2 separate regions of the Mus musculus genome follow, and region 1 is linked to region 2. Evidence: chromatin contacts called from ENCODE Hi-C or POLR2A ChIA-PET data. All regions are on one chromosome and are shown on one strand. Each heading gives the region's core, a stretch centred on a gene start or an enhancer-like site at or near the end of the contact. The rest is flanking DNA. Distances are from core to core; before and after follow the strand shown. Region 1 holds the start of Fam169b (family with sequence similarity 169, member B). Region 2 holds the start of Igf1r (insulin-like growth factor I receptor).

Region 1 (2,700 bases), core at 163-2,662, 320 kb after region 2:
CCTTTTCCAATGACGACTTTCCTGGCCTTGATCCTTGGGCCAGTGAACTTGCCCTTCATACAGCAGCTTCCAAATAAACCTGCCTTTAACATAACCTAATCCAGTTTAAATTGGCTCATTTAACTAATTGATAGAAATAACCTATCAGTTACTGAAAGACACTTACAAATACGGCTATATTGTAAAGACACTTTAGGAAGCTGTCTTGAGAAGACCACGCACACCTGGATGTGTCTCATTTCCACCCCTTCCCCTAACACCTATCTTTCTACCACTAACCTTAAATCTATGTTTAAAATCTAATAAACTGTGACTCTTCGACACAACGACTTACTCTGACATTCTTTTTGGCACTGAAGTCAAAAATTCTGGCTTCACCAGAGTGGAAAAGAATTCCCTGCTACACACAGCGCAGAATTGTGTTGTGTCCCCAGTTACCATTGCCCCAAGGCCAGTTGTCAGGATCCCAGATTGTTCTCCAGCTAATGGGCTCAAGCCTTCTTCCTCCCTCGGTCTCCCCAGTAGTTGGGACATCCGGTGTGTTTCCATCAGAGTCGGGTGAAAGGTGAAATTTGAAATCACTCACCGCTGCATCCTCCCAAAGCAACGTTTTGAAACAGCTGTGTATACTGGAGAAGAATTGTCGACCTTGAATATTGCTTTGTCAAATGAGCTCCTGCTTGGCTTTTTAGTAAATCGTAGGCACATTACAGTTTCCAGGAGACTGTTGGGACTCTGAAACCGGCAGAAAAGATTCCTGGATGCCCTGTGTTAGATGTGCGTTTATTACATATTTGCTATTTTTCAGCCAAGCCAAGTTTTTGTTCTTTTTTTTTTTTTTTTTTTTTTTTTGGTTTTTTTTCGAGACAGGGTCTCTCTGTGTAGCCCTGGCTGTCCTGGAACTCACTTTGTAGACCAGGCTGGCCTCGAACTCAGAAATCCGCCTGCCTCTGCCTCCCAAGTGCTGGGATTAAAGGCGTGCGCCACCACGCCCGGCTCAAGCCAAGTTTTTGAAAAGGGTTAATGCAAATGGTTTTTGCACATAGAAGGGAGCGTGGTGGAAAAATCTGTCAGTACAAGCTTGGGGCACGGGGGAGGAGGCTGCTTGCCTGTGTTTATGGTAGTTCAAGAACAGCAACAAACTCACTATTGGCTCAAAAGTCATTCTTTTTGTAGATTAGACTTTGCGGAGTCAAGGTTTGGTTAAAAAAAAAAAAACAAAACAAAACAAAAGGTGGTCCAGTAGTGTGTGTTGGGGGAGTGGGGGCAGAGATAAACGCCCGCAGCAGGAGGCAAAGGAGTGAGAAAGAGAAAGCCTCCGGGGAGGTGGCAGGGCGGGGCAGCCCCTGGGGAACTCTTGGTAGAAAGGTTGGTGGCTCTGGTGGGGGGAGGGGGTGGGGAGGTAGAGGCTTACTAGGTGGCAAACTCCGTACCGGAGCATGGAGGCTGAGGCAGTCCGCGGAGTCACAGGTAAGGGGTGCTGCGGTCCCCACGTAGCCAATCGAGGGCGAAGGACGCGAATGGTAGCGGGCAGAGTGCCGCACACCCGTCGCCACAACAGCTTGGGGTGCAGTGCGAGGCTAAGGGCCTCTCCTCTCTTTCTCTCTCTCTTCCTCGGATTCATATAAGTCCCAGGCTAGCGGGAGCTGGAGGAGGAACCTCCAGAGTTGATAGTCTTAGATGGCTCTGGGCTGGGTCCTCACCCGGGTCTCCGGTTCTGTTTCTCACCCCTCCCCCACAACCCTCAACACCGGCCTTGGGGACCTTGGACCTGGGCTTGCTGGCCAGGCTGGGGAATGAGCTCCGAGGTGAGAGAGAAGTCCGAACAGCAACCCATTCCTACTTTCCAGCAAGGAGGACCCAGGAAGCGCCTGGACCGAGAGAAGTGTCCCGGGAATCCACGCTCTGGGCCAGCCTCTTTGCTGGCTCCAGGGACACAACTCACATGCCTCTTCCCGCCCAGTTTCAGGATTTGAAGATACTTTCTTGAGCCGGCCACCTCTGAGGTCTTAGGGGATGCCATTTCAGGCCTTTGGCTAGACATCCTGGTCACAGGTGGCTGGCTGTGTCGCACGGATAGTCACACTGCACACAGCCCACCTACAGTAAAGTCAATCATGGCAGGGGCGCATTTGAGGCTGGCAGGTAGCCACTCGCTCTTATGACCTACTTTAAACGTTGCAATTGAGTTGTTTTTCTCCTGTTTTCAGGTGCGTGAGATAAGGAGAGATTGTAGCCACTAGCTAATTATATGGATTAGTAAGGATTTAGTTGATCTAGAGATTAAGAAAAGGCTCGTCTTTAATTTTGGAAAGGGAGCTATTTCTCTTTTGTTTTAGTCTTGTGCACTTTTTTTTTTTTCTAGAAAGTTAAGAGTGCTGTTTCCAGTTTACACGCTGGAAGACTGGAATAAAAGTCTTGCTTTTTTGATCTTCCTCATCTACAAAACAGGAGAAGCCCCCTAGGGTTTATTAAGCACAGCAGTCTCTCATTACACTCCCATCTCTACTAGTGGGTCTCTTTCCCCTCCCCTAGAGTGAGCAGGTCCTTCCCCATCTTTGCTTCAGAGAGCTTCCCCTCCCAGGCCCATGTGATGGGAAAAAAAGAATAGTAATTTCATCTTCTGGAAAAGAATCGTTGGCCTGAGACAGTTTATGGCTTTTCCCTGTATGCGCTCCGACCTTTGCTGTGGTTTTGATG
Region 2 (2,700 bases), core at 177-2,676:
CCCGCAGCCTGACACGCGCTGCGGTCCTTCTCCGCAGCTGCCCACGTGGTGGAGCACGGACCAGCACGATGCGGTGGAGCGCCCTCAGGGCGGGAGAGGAATGGGGCTGGGAGGCCCGGCTAGCACGACCCAGCCGAGTCGGTCCCCGACTCGGGGCCCCCACATTTCCTCCCCCGGAGGGAGGGAGGCGACATTCCCGGAGCCAGCCCTCCCAGGCTGCGGTCGCGCCCTCTGGCGGCCGCCGCGGAGACGGGTCCTGGGCACGAGGGGCCGCCTGTCTGGGTTCCCTTTCCAGGGCTGGGGGCCCGCGGTGGAATCGCTGTGCTTCGAGAATAGAGCCTCGCGGACCGCACCCTGTCCGCTCCCCGACTGCGCGCAAGCACCGGAACACCCAAGGAGCGCCGCCACGGGCGCCCAAGCCTGGCGTGGAAAGTGCCTTGCGTAGCAGTCTTCAGGGGTCCCCTTTCCCCCAGGTGTGCCCCTCCCGTCGCGTCCGGGCTTTCCACCACACTGCGAAAAAAATGCCGCATGCATGCACTTATTTATTTATTTTGCAACAGCTGCAAGAAACAATGAAGCTTTTTCACGGAGTCGGCCAGCGCGCTCTCCAGCCGCGCTGTTGTTGTTTTCAATGAAGCTCCGAGGCCGCACTCCCCGCCCACCGCGCCCGCAGCCCGCCCGCTCTGCTGCCCGCCCGCCCTGCCGCCGCCCCCCTGGCCACCGAGTCCCACCGGCGCCCCGGGCATTGTTTTTTGGAGTCCTGCGGGAGGGGAGGGTGCGGACAGGGCCGGCCGGCGCAGTGCGGGTGGGGGCGGAAGCGTGGGCGCGCGCGTGGCTCAGTGTGCGCGCGGGGGCCGGCGCGGGTGGAGGCGCGGGGGGCGGTGCCTCCTGGGCCCGGCTCCCCACGCCCGCGCTCCGCTCCGCACGTCCCTGCGATCCCGAACTCCGGCTCTTGGCGCCTGCCGAGTCGGGGCCCGGCCCTCGGCGCGCCGGGACTGCGGCTGTAGCCGCTTGGAGTGTGCGCGCGGGCACGTGTGCGCGGCCCCGAGAGCGCGCGCGTAGAGCCCCCAGTGTGTGGCGGCGGCGGCGGCGGCGCGGTGAGGCTGAGGTTCTTGTTTACCAGCATTAACTCCGCTGAGCGGAAAAAAAAAGGAGGGGGGGGGGGAACCGAGGAGGAGCGAGCGCACCGGGCGAACTCGAGAGAGGCGAGCGACAGGGAAGCTGCCTGCGAGCCTGTCCCGGCGCGCCCGGCGCTCGCAGACCCTCGGCCCCGCTCTCCGGACCCTCCACGCCTCTCCCCGTGCCTGCGAGAGCTCCACGGCACGCGGCGTGCTCGGCTTTGACCTTCAGCGAGCCGGAGCCCCCGCGCACGGAGTCGGCGGCGGGCGGGGGCCGACGCGGGGCGGCGGGAGCGCTGAGCGCTGCGCGGCCGCCGCTTTGTGTGTGTCCTGGATTTGGGAAGGAGCTCGCGGCGGCGGCGCTGAGGGAGGAGGCGGCGGCGAGCGGAGCCCAGAGGAGGAGGAGGAGCCGGAGGAGGGGGAACCGCTCATTCATTTCCACTCCGCATTTCTGCCCCTCGCCGGCCTCGCCCGCGCCCGGGACTTCGGACCAGTCTCGCCAACTGCGTCGCGCTCTCCCGCCGCGTAGGCTCCGGTGGTCGTTCCCTCCGGGGATCGGGTGGCGTTTGTCCTCGCCTGCGGCGATTTGGGCTTTGCTCCTCTTTCTGTACAGTTTTCCTCCTTCTTCTGCATCTCTGCGTTTGCAAATGGAGGCCGACGACGCCGACAGCCCGCCCCGGCGCGCCCCGGCTTCCCGACTCCGCCGCCCCGTGGGCCGCTGCTGCCGGCGCTGAGGGGCCGCCCCGCGCCACCCTCCTTGTCCACGCCGCTTTCCGAGGATCGTCGCCTGCGCTCTTGTTTTTGGACGAGAGTGAGGACTGAGTTGGAGACTTTTTTTTTCTTTTTTTCTTTTCTTTTTTTTTTTTTTTTCTATTTTTGAGAAAAGGGAATTTCGTCCCAAATAAAAGGAATGAAGTCTGGCTCCGGAGGAGGGTCCCCGACCTCGCTGTGGGGGCTCGTGTTTCTCTCCGCCGCGCTCTCTCTCTGGCCGACGAGTGGAGAAAGTGAGTATTTGCCCGCCGCCCGCGGCCACTGCGGGAACTTTTCCTCCGAGGGGCTGCGCCCTGTTTGGGAAAACCCAGTTGCCACGGGCGCAGCTGTCGGACTTCGGGGCTCGGGAGTGGAGGGTGGGGCTCTCTCGGAAGGCCGGAGTAGAGCAGGGCCCGAGAGTTCACGACTCAGGAGCTCCTAGAGCCCTAGCTCAGCGCATCTGCGCGCGGGAAGGGCCTTAGGGCTTTCTCTTTCGCTGTCCGGGGAGCGCTGTCCCGCACGCGGCCTGGTGGGTGGGCAGTGCCTTCTCGCTGGCGGGTCAGGGGCAGCCCCCGCGTAGGCGCTTGGTGGGGAAGTTGGCGTCTGGGTGGCCTCGGGAACCCCGCTACTCTCGCCCCCCCCCCTCCGGGGCGCTCCACTTGGCACCCCAGCGCCCATCCCGCGCAGCTCACCATGACAGCACCCTTGGAGGCTCCACGGGTGGTTGCTGGGGTAGACCTAGTGCTCCGTGGCGGCAATTCGGAGCCTCCTACCCTGCGGGGTGTAAGTTGTTCTTGAGGGGGAGATACAGGATGGTTGGAAGCCTCGCGGC

The links. Hi-C counts contacts between places; a loop is a spot of excess contacts on that map. ChIA-PET counts read pairs that join two places held with the same protein, here RNA polymerase II (POLR2A).
Region 1: a loop to region 2 is called in a map of regulatory T cell, with 2.9 times the contacts of the local background. The contact joins the promoter of Fam169b here to the promoter of Igf1r in region 2. A Hi-C loop is called at or near these places in 2 of 37 maps with a recorded cell type or tissue (T-helper 2 cell and regulatory T cell). POLR2A ChIA-PET finds 5 or more read pairs at or near these places in 2 of 5 experiments (Patski and embryonic stem cell).

The regions. Positions count from the first base shown.
Region 1 is chr7:68,274,572-68,277,271 of GRCm38, forward strand. It overlaps Fam169b (family with sequence similarity 169, member B), which reads left to right and starts at 1,413. Exons shown (of 9, transcript NM_001374636.1): 1 at 1,413-1,470. The coding sequence starts at 1,440. Gm16157 (predicted gene 16157) reads right to left here and starts at 2,023. Exons shown (of 4, transcript NR_040340.1): 1 at 1,946-2,023; 2 at 587-766.
Region 2 is chr7:67,950,831-67,953,530 of GRCm38, forward strand. Igf1r (insulin-like growth factor I receptor) reads left to right here and starts at 1,427. Exons shown (of 21, transcript NM_010513.2): 1 at 1,427-2,122. The coding sequence starts at 2,029.